Linked DNA regions of Homo sapiens: region 2 is linked to region 1. Evidence: chromatin loops called from intact Hi-C (ENCODE). Cell type or tissue: GM12878. All regions are shown on one strand.

The links. A loop is a pair of places that touch in the nucleus more often than their neighbours do. Peaks named below come from ENCODE experiments on the same cell type or tissue, not always from the same donor. Only the 100,000 strongest peaks of a DNase experiment are listed, where the experiment ranks them.
Region 2: it touches region 1 in a loop (7-fold over the local background); 11 of 110 quality-filtered maps call a loop at or near these places.

Annotation. Positions count from the first base shown.
Region 1 is chr5:137,885,344-137,893,343 of GRCh38, forward strand. It overlaps MYOT (myotilin), which reads left to right. Exons shown (of 10, transcript NM_006790.3): 8 at 705-870; 9 at 1,521-1,654; 10 at 1,870-2,508. The coding sequence ends at 2,042. It overlaps PKD2L2 (polycystin 2 like 2, transient receptor potential cation channel), which reads left to right and starts at 4,114. Exons shown (of 15, transcript NM_001300921.2): 1 at 4,114-4,179; 2 at 5,138-5,239; 3 at 7,137-7,270. The coding sequence starts at 4,149. PKD2L2-DT (PKD2L2 divergent transcript) reads right to left here and starts at 3,976. Exons shown (of 4, transcript XR_948815.3): 1 at 3,804-3,976; 2 at 2,817-2,945. In GM12878, CTCF peaks have their summits at 4,068 and 4,360; a DNase peak (open chromatin) is centred at 4,068; H3K4me3 peaks cover 2,828 bases; H3K27ac peaks cover 2,162 bases.
Region 2 is chr5:137,754,108-137,762,107 of GRCh38, forward strand. It overlaps HNRNPA0 (heterogeneous nuclear ribonucleoprotein A0), which reads right to left and starts at 256. Exons shown (of 1, transcript NM_006805.4): 1 at 1-256. RefSeq lists enhancers at 1-35, 297-988, 4,453-4,572 and a silencer at 616-975. In GM12878, no CTCF peak of the experiment used is centred here; DNase peaks (open chromatin) are centred at 354, 644 and 4,804; H3K4me3 peaks cover 1,580 bases; H3K27ac peaks cover 2,586 bases.

The DNA.
Region 1 (8,000 bases):
GACTCAGAGAAACTAAACAAAATTTTACCAATTTGGCATGGCTCATGGAGCCAATAGGTAATTTGAACCCAAGCTGTCTGATACTCTTTCCATCACTCATGCTGCCTCCCTGTAGATGAGATGATAAAGAATATAACTTAAATTTGGGCCAGGCACGGTGGCTCATGACTGTAATCCCAACACTTTAGGAGGCTGAGGTGGGCAGATCACTTGAGGCCAGGAGTTAGAGATCAGCCTGGCTAACATGGCAAAACTCTGTGTCCACTAAAAAAAATACAAAAATTAGTTGGGTGTGGTGCACACCTGTAATCCCAGCTACTCAGGAGGCTGTGGCAGGAGACTTCCTTGAACCTGGGAGGCGGAGGTTGCAGTGAACCAAGATCACGCCACTGCGCTCCAGCCTGGGCAAAAGAGCGAGACTCTGTCTCAAAAAAAAAAAAAAAAAAAAAAAAAAAAAAGAATATGACTTTAGTTTGAATGAAATATAATTATCTGATTATCAATTCAATGCATCATTACATTAGAGTTTAGAATTCTGAATGGTATAACAAAATAGTACTGCATGTCTTTTTTACTGAGTTTCTTTCTGTTGCTGTTGCTTTTTAACATTTTAATATCAACATACAAATTTCATAATACCTTGGTTTGATTTAATACCTTTTTTATAATATTTCAAATACTTGAATTTTTGTATTAATATATAGCAAAAGAACATAAAAGAGCACCAATGTTTATCTACAAACCACAGAGCAAAAAAGTTTTAGAGGGAGATTCAGTGAAACTAGAATGCCAGATCTCGGCTATACCTCCACCAAAGCTTTTCTGGAAAAGAAATAATGAAATGGTACAATTCAACACTGACCGAATAAGGTAGGATATGTATTTCTAGACTTACTATAGTTTATTTGGGTGAATCCAGTTATACTTTTTAACATGCATTATAAATGGCATGCATTTATCTCAATTTGTCTAGTTTTTAAAACACTAAAGAATAATATAATAAAATATATATTAGATAAAAATGTAAGAAAACTTCAGTAAGCCAGATTCCACTAATCAGAAATGTAAGGCATAAAGTAGACTAGGATTTATCTTTTTATCAACGATGATGAAAGATGGCCCAAGGAAATAAATGACATAAACAAGATTAAAGGGGGATGTTTTCTTTTCTTTTCTTTCTTTACAAAAAGCTTCAGCCTTTATTAAACAAAGGAGGAGGTAGGAGACAGATAACGGAACAGGTCAGGACCCCTCCATTCCCCTATACATACGCATAAATACAAACACAGACACACCCGAGTGAATGACAGGGACCATCAGGGGACAGATTGAAGAGCAGAGGGAGACAGCACCCAAGGGGGGATGTTTAATTCAAGAAAACCAATAGCTATTTGGCAATAAATAGATACAGCTTTGGAATTTTCAAATGTTTTTTTCTTCCTAGTCTGACTGTTGGTCAGAGACATCCACTTCACAGAAATAATTCCTGTACTTTCATTTCTTAAAAATTTTTATTTCAGCTTATATCAAGATAACACTGGAAGAGTTACTTTACTGATAAAAGATGTAAACAAGAAAGATGCTGGGTGGTATACTGTGTCAGCAGTTAATGAAGCTGGAGTGACTACATGTAACACAAGATTAGACGTTACGGGTATGTCATACTATTAACCAAAGTATTATAAGGGATTTAACTAGGAAGATTTAATAAGAAATGAAAATCCCAGCAGAGTATAAAATTTGAGATATTTTCCCCATATATAATCAGTTTTGGTTCTTTTTTCTTTTCCTGTCTGATAATAAATACCTAGTGTGACCAATTTGGTTAGAACAGGTTTTCTGAATCAACTTTTATGTGATCTATTTCAGCACGTCCAAACCAAACTCTTCCAGCTCCTAAGCAGTTACGGGTTCGACCAACATTCAGCAAATATTTAGCACTTAATGGGAAAGGTTTGAATGTAAAACAAGCTTTTAACCCAGAAGGAGAATTTCAGCGTTTGGCAGCTCAATCTGGACTCTATGAAAGTGAAGAACTTTAATAACTTTACCAACATTGGAAAACAGCCAACTACACCATTAGTAATATATTTGATTACATTTTTTTGAAATTAATCCATAGCTGTATTAACAGATTATGGTTTTAATTAGGTAATATAGTTAATATATATTTATAATATTATTTATCCTTTGACTCTTGCACATTCTATGTACCCCTCCGATTTGTGAAGCCTACAGGAAATCTGGGTATATGGATTTGTAACTGCAGAAGACTATCTTAAAATACAGGATTTTAACATTTAAGTCATGCACATTTAACAATTACAGGTTATAAATTAGTATCAACTTTTTAAACACATCTAATGCTTGTAATAACGTTTACTGGTACTGCTTTCTAAATACTGTTTTACCCGTTTTCTCTTGTAGGAATACTAACATGGTATAGATTATCTGAGTGTTCCACAGTTGTATGTCAAAAGAAAATAAAATTCAAATATTTAAAACGGACTGTCTCCTCTTCACAAAAGTCTAGATCTGTAAAATAAAACTCCACTCAGCAAAACCTATGAATAACAAGTTCCAAAAGAGCAATGTTATATTCTAGAACAGTGTGAAGCTCACTTACAGCTCAGCCAATTCCTCTAGAAACTAAGCTAGACTTGCCATGGTTTGCACTTCAAAGGCAATCACAAGAACTTAAATCATGACTGAATCTACTGAATTTGTGATTTTGTTTTAACCAAACAGGTTTCTAATTCTTCAGGATTTTTCAGTCTGTTATGCTCAAAGGAATAAGAATAGTCTCTAGAGATTACCTGCTTAATTCTCATAGTTAATGTAAATTTGACAGCCCGGTAGTCCCAGCTGCTGGGAGAGGTTGAGCTGGGGATCCCTTAAGATCAGGAGTTTGAGGCCAGACTGGGAAATATAGCGAGACTCCATCTCTAAAAAAAAAAAAATTATGTAAATTTGATTACCTATATATGGGTGTTTTTCCTCTAATAATTTCAATTTCAGATAATCTGTTACTTTAGAAAGCATAATTTTGTGAACAGCTGAGAGTCCCAGTACAGGAAAGCCCAAATCCTTTTGTTAAAACTATTCTAAAGCTTTTTTTCCTCTCGGGCTTCTAGTTCACTGGCTGTCAGCCTTTTGCGAGGCCTCTCCTGTTCCTCTCATCGATGGTAGTTTTTGACCCTCACTACTGTGTGGCCGTTTTGCTTTTTATCTACACATAAAACAGCATTTATCGACAGCAGTCTACATCTCTTTCAGGGAAATAACAAAAGTGGCTTTATCTTTTACTTTCAAAACTGGTTAGTGGTTTTCTTTGCAGGTTTCCCTGGGGCCTTTGGACTGGATTCCATTTTATTTTCCTTTTTATCAACACGAGAATCCGTCCTGGTCTTACATCCTGGAGGGCTTTTGGCTGCCTTAATTTACAGCCAAATTAGTTTGGCCTTTTCTATAGCTGGTTTACCAACCTTCTCATCTTTGCAAAGCTTCTGGGTCAGATGTGGGTCTGGGCCCCAGGACTCCTGTGTCGGCCTGACCTTTCACATAATCACTGCAGAGTTTTTCATCTATTTTTACATCACGGGGGCAGGGGAGTGGAAGCTACTTCCAGCAACAGCTCTCGGTTAATAACCAGTTTCTGCAAGTAGCAGCAGCAGCAGCAGCGTAGGGTCACGGTTAGGAATTTGGGCTTGGGCATCCAAGACTTGGCCCCAACTTCCAGTGAATTACTTCATTTCTCAGCTTCTCGGTTTCTTCAGGCCTAAAATGAGGACAAAAATACCTACCTTTCACGGAGGTGGATGTGGAGACTAACAAGGCGATAAATGTTAAAGGTATTCGAGAGAGAGAAGCCCGTGATAATGAATGACTACGATTTTTAAGCCCACAGCCAGGTTATTCCCAGAAGTTGGCCCTCCGCACCAGACCCCAGCAGCCCGCAGCCCGCCTCGGGCGAAAGGCCTCCCGGGCTCCTGCGGCGCAGCCGCGCTGACGACTTGTCGAGTAGCTCGCCGCCCTGGAGGAGCTGGGGGCTCGCGCAGGCGTCAGAGCCGGGCAGCGCGCGCCGCAAGACTAGCGCGCAAGCGCCGCGGCCTCAGGCGAACGAACGGGCGGTGTAGTGCAGGTCCGCCATGGCTGAGGCGTCACGGTGGCACCGAGGCGGTGAGGGGTCCTCTTAAGGAGTGGGAGGGACAGGGGCGATTTGGCAGTTCCAGACACCCTGAAAGGAACTCTGCGGCCCCAAATTCGTTTGAGAGATGTGACTGCCGACACCTTTAGCCCTCACAGCCTCCCCTGGGGAAGCGGAGAGGGACAGATGGTCCCATTGCACAGACGGGAAAACTGAAGCCCTGAGCGAGGTGGCGCTCGCCTCTTGCCGGAGGCTCGAGCTGGGCGTTGTCACCTGTCGAGTGACCGTCGCTAGGCCGGTCTCTAAAGTCCTTGGTTGATCTGGGGAGTCGTGACCTTGACAGAATTCAAGCCGAGGTGTTTTTCCCCTGTCCAGCAGAAACCAGCCTTCCCAAGAAGCTGTATTGAGGGTGGAGAAAACGGTTAGGACAGATGAGAGGTTTTACTTGTTTCGTATTTTGCTTTTTCATCTTAAGACTGGCGAGAAGACATCATGATATAAAATCTGTTAGTGGCCGGGCGCAGTGGCTCAAGCCTGTAATCCCAACACTTTGGGAGGCCGAGGCGGGCGGATCACAAGGTCAAGAGATCGAGACCATCCTGGCCAACATGGTGAAACCCCATCTCTACTAAAAATACGAAAATTAGCTGGGTGTGGTGGCGCGCGCCTGTAGTCCCAGCTACTCGGGAGGCTGAGGCAGGAGAATCGCTTGAACCGGGGAGGCGGAGGCTGCAGTGAGACGAGATCGCGTCACTGAACTCCAGCCTGGCGACAGAGCTAGACTCCGTCTCAAAAAAAAAATCTGTTATTAATAGTATATAGTAAAAAAATTATCCCTGCCTCGTAAAACTAAGAATTGAAAAATAGCCAGAAGCTATTGGAGCTTTCCTCCCCGCAGTGTAAGGACTAAAAGTGGCTGTGGTTTTTCCATTGTTGTCACTTATAAATTACATAATAATGTAAAGAAAAATTTTGTCTTATATCTCACAGGGGCTTCGAAACATAAGTTGCATTACAGAAAGGAAGTAGAAATTACAACCACACTTCAGGAATTGTTACTCTACTTTATTTTTTTAATAAACCTATGTATATGTAAGTACACAGATATAAAGATGCTGTTTGTTTGAACTAAGAAGTTAAAATGTGGAGATGAAAAATAAAACATACAAACTTCAAAACCACAGGCTGTCAGGCTACTAAAACTCAAAATACAGTGACACGTTTAAACATAATCTTAAATTCATTTAGATTCATTTCATTTAGAAATTGACTATTTTCAGTTCTTAAGGGGCAAAATTTTACATCGCAAATGTAAGAAGCTTCCATAGTCAATACTGACTGAATTAGAATTATTCCTTTCATTTGGCAGTTCTGTCTTGAGCATAATTCATCCCTTGGGTTGGCAACTGCAATTTGATTTTGTTTAGAGTCATATAGACACATCAGCTGAGTTTCATAAATCAAAGTACAAATGAGGCCAAAGTTCATCTTGGTGTCTGCCATTAGCTTGGTTCTTTTCACTGACCTATTGCAGTTAAAAAAATAGTTTGTGCTGAGTCAATGCAAATAATTAAGGAGGACTGGGAAAACATCTCAACCTGCATTCCTCCTACCTGTGGGTCAATAGCATTGGCTTAATATGCAAAGAGGAGTATTAAAGAGCATTTGTCGATGGCACCCAACATAACAGTAGATGAAAGCTCACTGGCAGTATTGTCTCATGTTGGTATGTGCTACACACTGGCAATTGTATAGCAATTAAGTAATTAATTGGTGTTGTAGGGGTGAGTTTGAGTCTGCTCTTGATTGAAAAGACAACTATAAAATTAGCCAGGTGTGGTGGCACACCCCTGTAGTCCTAGCTACTGAGAAGGCTGAGGTGGAGGATTGCTTGAGCACAGGAGGTCGAGGCTGCAGTGAACTGTGATTGCAACGACTGCACTTCAGCCTGGGTGACAGGCTGAGACCCTGTCCCAAGGAAAAAAAAAAAAAAGATAACTGTAGGCAACTTTATAAATTAAGATATCTTAGACTGCTTTATAAAAGCTTGGTTATGAAAACTACATGCTTACTACAGAACATTTGGAAAATGTAAAAATGTAAGTAAAAAGATCATTTATAATCCCATTATTCAGAGATTTTTAAAGAACACTTTTTTTAATATAATACAGCAACCTGAATCTCCATTTATAATGTGATTTTTTTTCTTTTTTTTTTCTTTTTTGAGACAGTCTCGCTCTGTCACCCAGGCTGGAGTACAGTGGCTCACTGCAACCTCCACCTCCTGAGTTCAAGCGATTCTCCTGCCTCAGCCTCCGGAGTAGCTGGGATTACAGGCCTGTGCCACCACGCCCGGCTAATTTTGTATGTTTTTAGTAGAGACAGGGTTTTCACCATGTTGGTCAGTCTGGTCTCGAACTCCTGATCTCAGGTGATCCACCCACCTCAGCCTCCCAAAGTTCTGGGATTATGGGTGCAACACCACGCCCCGCCACTAGTTAATATTTTTAAAAACTCATCATGTGCCAAAACACAGTTTAAAATGTTCTGTGTGCATCATCTCACTTCTCACAACAAAACTAGGGGGTAAGAGATACTATCCCTGTGATGGGACTCACACCCTTATCTGTCTGAATTCAAAGTCCATGTAACCTTAACCACTCACCATACTATATTGCCTTACTCTCATGTAGAGAAAAAGTCAACTTGCAGAATAGTGTGTATAATGTGTCCTCATTTTTGTAAAGATAAAATTATTTTCTTTATAAATGTGTATGCATAAAGAAATGTCTGAAGAATATTTGCCAGACTAATTCTAGAAACCACATCCTACTTTTTATATTTCTAGTTTAGATTTTTTAAATTATTACTTTTATAATTAGATTAATAAAGTTTAATTTTCAAAATTGAGAAAAAAATGTAACATTTTTAATCCTGATAAGCTGAGTTTTTAAATGTAAATTATTAAACAAAAAATTATTCTCCTTAGTGACTTTTGGGATGGTAAACCCACATATGTATTACTTAAACAAGGTTATGTCATCTCTATTTTTGGACACTTCTGTGCCTGGTGAAGAAAGAACCAACTTTAAGTCCATTCGCAGCATAACTGATTTTTGGAAGGTAAAGTATCTTGTGACTGTGGATGAAGTAGATTTAGGTAGTCCATGAACCCTTGGCATACACAGTGGGCACTCAATGAATATCTTTTGAAGAAATGAATAAAAATAAATGTCATTTCTTTAAACTATTAGAAACAACCAACCAGTAAGTGTTTTTGAGAGCCTGTGTTCTCAGTTTGATACTATTCTTGTAATTTTTTAAAAAATTTTTTTGGCCAGGCACGGTGGCTCATGCCTGTAATCCCAGTACTTTGGGAGGCCAAGGCGGGTGGATCACCTGAGGTCAGGAGTTCAAGACCAGCCTGACCAACTTGGTGAAACCTCGTCTCTACTAAAAAATACAAACATTAGCCAGGCATGGTGACAGCCACCTGTAATCCCGGGAGGTGGAGGTTACAGTGAGCCAAGATCATGCCATTGCACTCCAGCCTGGGCAACAGAGCTAGGCTCCATCTCAAAAAAAAAATTTTTTTTGATTTTTTTAGACATTCTCATTTCATTTGTTAAATAGAAGACTTGCATCTACTATGTGAGGGTTAGGATCTAGTCTATAATTGTGTATAGTGAAATTTACTTTTAAAAATTTCTTTAATTGCCCAGAAAGTGTAATATATGTGGTTTTGGCATAAAACCTTTACTGTTTATATGTGTTACAGTAAGGTACAGTATATAATAAAATTTATATATAAGAATATAATTTCATGGTGTTTTTACTTACGTAAGGGAATCAT
Region 2 (8,000 bases), 130 kb before region 1:
GTTTCGCCGTCGCCGCCGTTATCGTTGGTTAAGGCCTCTACACAGCTTGGGCCCAGCCGTTGCTGGAGCCACCCCCGCCGCTCACCGACGGGGAAGGGAAAAAGGGAAGGGGAGGGAAGGAAGGAAGAGAGGAAGGGGGAGGGAAGGGGAGCGGTGCCGGCTAAAGGGCGAGCCGAGGAGACTGGAAGACAACCAAGGCCACCGCTACCGCCGCCGCCGCCACCTCCGCTCCCCTATCTGGGCACCACACAAAGAGGCCGCTGAACGCGCGCGCACCCTCCCCGAGGCGTGCGTCACCGCCGACGTACGGCAGCCTAGGGCTACCAGCCAATCCCCGCCTCGCTCCCCTTAATCCCGCCTACCGCGCCGCAGCGCCGCTCTAGATCACGGACTCCCCGCCCTCCGCGGTCTATTCAAGCCCGCGGCCTGTGCCGCTCCCGCTTCCGCTTCTGCCAGCCCACTTTCATTCCCGAGCGCCCCACTGTCCCTTGACATGGGTCCCTCCCTGCCCTCCGCGCACCACCGCGATTCATTTCCTCCTAGCACCGCGGCTGTTCCCAGTGTTTCTCCCCCTCCCCTTTACTCATCCCCTCGCCCAACTCCGCAGTGGCGTTCGCGCCAGCCCCTTGAGAGACATCTGAGTTCAGCCAATCACCGTGATCCCCTCGCACCCACTTCCGTTTTCGGCAGCTGTTGGACGGGCGCGCTCCCCGGTGCGCGCTTGCCCCGGCGCCCCCGGCGTGCAGAGCCGGCCTACCACCCCCGCGCCTTCTCCCGCCCAGGGCTTTGCCGGGGAGAGAGCAGGGGGCGCGCTGGGGGCCATTCCCAACGGATGCGGTCTGGGGCGCCACGCGCGGGCTTTTTGAAAACTTGACTGTTGGGGTTGGGGGCCCGGATCTACCCGCCGCCTCTCCGCTTGTCCGCTACACCTGGCGTCCCCGCCCCACCTCCCGCCCGCACAAAGATGGAGGGCAGAGGCCTGGTCCACGAAGGCGGTTATTAACCGTTTACAGTGGGCCCGACGTGCGGTTAAACTAAAACTTTGCCACGTGGCCCTGCGCAAAAGCGAGCCCGAGGCGGCGGTGTGAAAGACAACAGGGAACCAAAAGAACTTCAGACATTAGGAACCAGACGAGGCGCGACATCCCTGCCTCCCTGCCACCCTCCCGCCCTCCTTGAAGCCCTCCCACGATGCCCTCTCAGAGGAGGCCCTTTCAGGTCCCCTTGGCACACTCCAGCAGACATTTTCATTTAACCTCAGTGAATGGTTTTTTATGTGTAATTTACATCATCTATGTGTTGCTTTCTTTGAACTAGAATGTTAGCTTTTTTGTTGTTGTTGAGATGGAGTTTCACTCTTGTTGCCCAGGCTGTAGTGCACTGGCGCAATCTCGGCTCAGCAACCTCCGCCTCCTGGGTTCAAGCTGTTCTCCTGCCTCAGCCTCCTGAGTAGCTGAGATTACAGGCGCCCACCACCACACCCGGCTAATTTTTGTATTTTAGCAGAGATGGGGTTTCACCATGTTGGTCAGACTGGTCTCAAACTCCTGACCTTAGGTGATCCATCTGCCTCGGCCTCCCAAAGTGCTGGGTTACAGGCGTGAGCCACCGCGCCTGGCCTAGAATGTTAACTTTGCTTTTTTTTTTTTTTTTTTGAGACGGAGTCTTGCCTAAGCTGGAATGCAATGGCACGATCTTGGTTCACTGCAACCTCCACCTCCCGGGTTCAAGCGATTCTCCTGCCTCAGCCTCCCAAGTAGCTGGGACTACAGGCGGGCACCACCACACCTGGCTAATGTTTGTATTTTTAGTGGAGACGGGATTTCACCATGTTGGTCAGGATGGTCTCAAACTCGTGACCTAGTGATCTGCCCGCCTCGGCCTCCCAAAAGTAGAATGTTAGCTTTTTAAAGATGTTGGGTTAGACGAATGTTTTACAGAGAGAGAGATCATATACCCCTAAGTTACTGCTTTTAGTGCCCTCACTCAGATGGGAATGGAAGAAAATTACAATGGCTTCCATTTATTGAGCCTTTGTGTGCCAAGCAAGATAAATGGGGTGGGACATAGTTAATATGAGGCATTACGTGACCAAAAGCCTCCAAAACCATATGGTAAACGCTGAAGAAGTTAAGAGGAATTCCTCACTGTATCCTCAAGTATTCAGGAAAGATTTAGGAAAGAATTGGAAGTTGCACTGAACCTCAGAGCCAAAGACTAGTTAGTATCCTAAGCAAATTAAGGCTGGAACAGAAAACCAAATACCACAAGTTCTCACTTATAAGTGGGAGCTACACATTGAGTACACATGGACACAAAAGAAGGGAACATTAGACATCAGGTCTTTTTTAAGGATGGAGGGTGGGAGGAGGGTGAGGACTAAAAAGCTACCTATCAGGTATTATGCTGATGACTTGGGTGACAAAATTATCTATACACCAAACCCCCAAGACTAACAATTTACCCACATAACAAACCTCCACGCGTATCCCTTGAACCTAAAATAAAAGTTGGAAAGGAAAAAAAAAAAGATTTCTGTAGGGAGTTTATTTGAGCAAAATCCAGAGGGAACATAAGCTTCAAGAGACAGGGAGTGGGCCAGTTAGTTTGAGAGAAGCAGGCAGTTTTAGATAGAAAATAGTGAGAGGTAAGATAGGTTGAGGGTCTTTGGTACTATGAAATGATACTATGGAATGTGCTGAATCTTAGGTTAAGTAGTTTGGATACTGTAACAAAGGTAAATAGATGGGCTAAGGTTTGAGGGTAAACTAGTCTGATCTATCACTTACCCTGTAACCATTCAGTTATGTGACTTTGGCTAAGTTACTTAACCTTTTAAAAAAATGTAATCAGTTTTATTATCTTAAAATGGGAATAATAAAACATCTTTCTGTTGTAGTGAAAATTAAATAAGATTCTACATGTAAACATGTATACATGCCTGGTACACAGTAAGTGCTCAGTTTATCCAATTATATGAATCCTATGCCTGGTGCTGGCAATATGGCTGTAAACAACAGACAAAAACCTCTGCCCTCATGATGCTTACATTCTAGTGGGAAGAAGCAGACAATAAACAAATAAGAGTGGTATATGGCATGTTAGATAGTGATAAATGACATTAAAAAAATGAAAGAGGACAGTAGAAAGCTATTAACCTTGTTATTACAAAAAAAATTCAAATGTCAGGATTTGCCTATTGATAATAAAGAAAGGGGAAAATGGGCTGGGCACAGTGGCTCGTGCCTGTAATCCCTGCACTGTGGGGGGGCTGAGGCAGGCGGATCACTTGAGGTCAGGAGCTCAAGACCAGCATGGCTAACAAATTGAAACCCCGTGTGTGGTGGCGCATGCCTGTAGTCCCAGCTACTTGGGAGGCTGAAGCAGGAGAATTGCTTGAACCCAGAAGGCAGATGCTGCTGTTGTTAGCTGAGATGGCACCACTGTTTCAGAGTCATCCAAATCTTAAAACAGTAAAAGATGAACTCCTGAAGGAATAAAGACCATAACTTATGAAAACTGTTACTTTAGGAATTTACAATTTTGGTAGATAGTTTTTGCCTACATTGTTTTTAAATAATAGTTTACCAGCAGTGCCCAACTTTTCTGGCACAAGAGACCTATTTTGTGAAAAACAATTTTTCCACAGACCAGGATGTAGTTTCAGGATGATTCAAGTGCATTACATTTAATGTGCACTTTATTTCTATTATTATTGCATCATAATATTCAATGAAATATAATAATTATACAACTCACCGTAACGTAGAATCAGTGGAAGGCTTGAGCTTGTTTTCCCGCAACTAGCCGGTTCCCATCTGGGGGTGATGGGAGACAGTGACACCCGAAGTGTGTTGCTTATGTCCAGTTTACTCCATAATCTAGTTTTGGTTGCTGTCACTGCAGAAAACCCTGCTTCACAAATATAGGATGCTGGAAATGGAAGCAGGCTTTTCAGTGCTTTTGTGGCAATCTCAGGATATTCCATCCAGAATGTATGGAGATTTGAAGTTGTCTCAAACATACAAGGCTGCCGTCACTTGCAATCTCAAGCAGTTGATCCTCTTCTAGTATCGACAAAGTCAATTCTTCTGGCTTATTCACAAATGGGTGGTGGATCCATTCCTTCCCAGCTCAGGGATTTTTTTGTGGTTGGCAAGTAAAGCTCAAACTCTTTTGAAAGCTGAGCTAGGTGATCATGCAGCAGCTGGGAGAAAGAAGGCGTTGGCTCAGTCACTTTCAAAATCTCTGCTAATGTTTGAAACATGTCAGAAATCCCAATGTTCACTCATCGCCCCCATAACTCCAGTTTGGTTTTCAATGCAGCCCCTTTATCTGCTGATTTGAACACAGTTGTCATTCTCCCCTGAAGTGACAGATTGAATTCACTGAGCAGGTTGAATGTGTCACACAAGTAAACAAGTTTTGCCACCCATTCTATGTCACTGAAATGTGCTGCTAGTGGTGACTGTTTTTGTAAAAGAAATCTCTGGAGTGGCTCTCATAACTCAAAAATTCTGGCCAGTTATCTACCTTTAGAAAGCCATCTCATTTCTTATACACATCTCACAGAGTTGCGCAAACAGACATTGAGTTAAGGGCATGCACTTTAATGTCATTGATAATTTTAATCACATCCTGTAAAACCTTAAGTTCGGGTGACAATTTTCGGCTACCCGGCATTTCTCTGTAGATGACACAGTGCATAGACTCACATTCAGAAGTGACCTCTTTGACCTGAGTAGTGAAACCAGAAAGCCATCCAGTCATATCAGCCACTCTGTCTGTGCATATACTGACACAAAATGACCAATTCCGTTTTTCTGATATGTAATCAAAGTCTTGAATAGTTCTGCACCTGTGGTGTTGGTTGGCAACAAAAGTGCACATAACATATTCCCCTGCACATCCTCCTGAAAAAGATATGGCACAAAAACAAGCATTGTTGTCTTGTCAACATCAGTAGACTCATTAACCTGGATTGCATACCATGGTGACTCATTAATCCTAACAATTGTGCCCCAATATCCTCTGTATTTCATCACTTTGTCTAGTTATGGTACTAGCCGAAAAAGGAACATGTGTCACCTTTTGAACTTCAGCCTCTCCTAAAAGTTCATGATAAATGTCCTTAGCAGCAGGCAGGAACAATTCTTCACCAACGGTAAAGGGCTTCTTAGCTTTAGCAATGCAGTTAGCCACTAAGAATGATGCTCTCAGTGCAGATACATTTGATGAAGTGGTGGCCTTCAATAATTGCTTCTGGTTTTTTGTTTGCTTGTTTTTGAGACAGGGTCTTTCTCTTTCACCCAGGCTGGAGTGCAGTGGTGCAATCTTGGCTCACTGCAACCTCTGCCTCCTGGGTTCAAGTGATTCTCATGCCTCAGCCTCCCGAGTAGCTGGGACTACAGGTGCGTACCACCACACCCAGCTAATTTTTGTATTTTCAGTAGAGACGGAGTTTCACCATATTGACCAGGCTGGTCTCAAACTCTTGGCCTCAAGCAATCCACCCACCTCAGCCTCCCAAAGTGCTGGGATTACAGGTGTGAGCCACCATGCCTGGCCAGTTGCTTCTGTTCTTTGTGTTCATTTGAAAAACTCAAAAGCCTTGTGTTTTAATGCAAGGTGCTAGGTTTCCATGTGGAGAAGCAGTTTTGAAGGTTTCATGGCTTTGTTGGATAGCCGGTTGCCACATGTTATACAAAGTGGGCTTGTAGAATGTTAATCACTTGTTGCAATGAGCCTGTAATTTAAGTAGGACTCTTGGTATTTTCTTTTAAATGCAGCTTTGTTTTTGATGGAAGTCTTAATGTCTTCTGATGTCTCATCATTCAGTCTGTCCCCCTTGACAAAGAAGCTCTCCAGTGACATTTGTTTTTTACTCATTTTGGCTAGGGTTAGCTTGTGGGCTTACCAAAACTATGACTGAGACAAGTGCATAGCATGGGAAAGAGGCACGGATGGAAGTGGTAAATAAAATAATGGGCAGGCCATGCTCAGACTAAAGTTAAGTGTCAGATTCTGACAGCCTGCCACCAGATGTAGCTGTACAATTGAAGTACATCAATTCACTTGCCACTATAAAGCCTACTGCCAGCCACGGCTTAATTGTCACTTGCCACTCACTGATAGGGTTTTGATATGAGTCTGCGACTTATTATGGTCTCTGTGCAGTCAGACCTCCCTGCTAATGTTAATCTGTATTTGCAGCCACTCCCCCACATTAGCATTACCACCTCAGCTCCACCTCAGATCATCAGGCATTAGATTCTCATAAGAAGTGCACAACCTAGATACCTCACATGTTCAGTTCACAATAGGGTTCATGCCCTATGAGAATCTAATCCCGCTGCTGCTGTGACAGTAGACGGAGCTCAGGTGGTAATGTGAGCCATGGGGAGCAGCTGTAAATACAAATGAAGCTTCACTCGCTCACCCACCGCTCACCTCCTGCTGTGCAGCCCAGTTCCTAACAGGCCATAGACTGATACCAGTCCATGGCCCAGGAGGTGGGAACCCCTGATCTATGCCACCTAAATGGGGATCCATTAGGGTTTTCATTTCTATTGGCTAATAAAGCTTCACAGAGGTAAATGTCAGGTCTAGACACCTTACATACAGTAGGGTATAGGGATGATCAGAGACAATACAAGAATGTTGTAGAGACATTAAGAAAGCCAGGATATATGCAGTATGACTGGAATGTTAAGTTTTTTTGTGTTTGTTTGTTTTTTTGAGACAAGAGTCTGACGCCCAGGCTGGAATGCAGTGGTGCAATCTCAGCTCAGTGCAATCTCCGCCTCCAGGGTTCAAGCGATTCTCCTGCCTCAGCCTCCTGAGTAGCTGGAATTACAGGCATGTGCCACCACTCTCAGCTAATTTTTGTATATTTATTAGAGACAGAGTTTCACCGTGTTGACCAGGCTGGTCTTGAACTCCTGACCTCAGGTGATCCATCTGCCTCTGGCTCCCAAAGTACTGGGATTACAGGCATGAGTCACCACACCAGGCCAGAATGTTAGATTCTTTTTGGAGATTAGATCAGTAAAGGTAGGGACAGTCAATAAAAGGAGTATTATGTAAACACTTAAATGATGCAGTCAATTTCCTACTCTACGTCATTAAGGAGGAAAAACTATTTTTTTCTACTTTGCCTTTTAGATCACTGCCTGAGTTTACTTTGTTTCTTTAACTCGCTTACAGGTGTCTAAGCCTTCCAAAATAAAACACTTAAAAATAAAACTGAAATTTAGACTGCCTTTGGCTTCCATCCCTCCTGCAAGCTTGATTACAAAAAGCTAATGGAATGTGATGGTTACACAAGTCATAGAACCACACACTAAAAAGAGTGTGTTTTAATATTAAATTATACGTAGACAGAGAAAGAATGAACTGAGAAAGAAAGGAAAGACTATGGCCAGCTATATTTCCAGAAAGCAGCAACTGTGATTTTTTAAAATTAGCTTTTTATTGGATCCATGTTTGTTTTACAGTTAGGATTCTGCTATGGACTAAATTGTGCACCCCTGGTCCCCACGCTCAAATTCATATATTCAAGCCATAACTCCCAGTACCTCCAAATGTAACCATAATTGAAGATAAGGTTTCGAAAGAGGTGATTACATTAAAATGATGTCATTAGGGTGGGGCCCTACTTCAATATGTCTGGTGTCATAAGAAAGACAACAGGAGCACAAGTGCATAAAGGGACGACCATCTGCAAGCCAAGGAGGAGAGGCCTCAGAAGAACCCCAGACTGCCAGCACTTCATCTTTGACCTCCAGCCTCCAGAACTAGGAGAAAATAAATTTCTATTGTTTAAGCCACTCATTCTGTAATATTTTGTTATGGCAGCACTAGCAAACTAGTACAGGTTCCATTTTTATTTATTCAAGGTGAACATTTCAAAAGGGCATTCTTTGCCACTTGTGGTGAAAGTATATTTTTTCTAGTGGACCCTAACAACTCATATCAAAAGCTTTTAAATTTGGCCCATT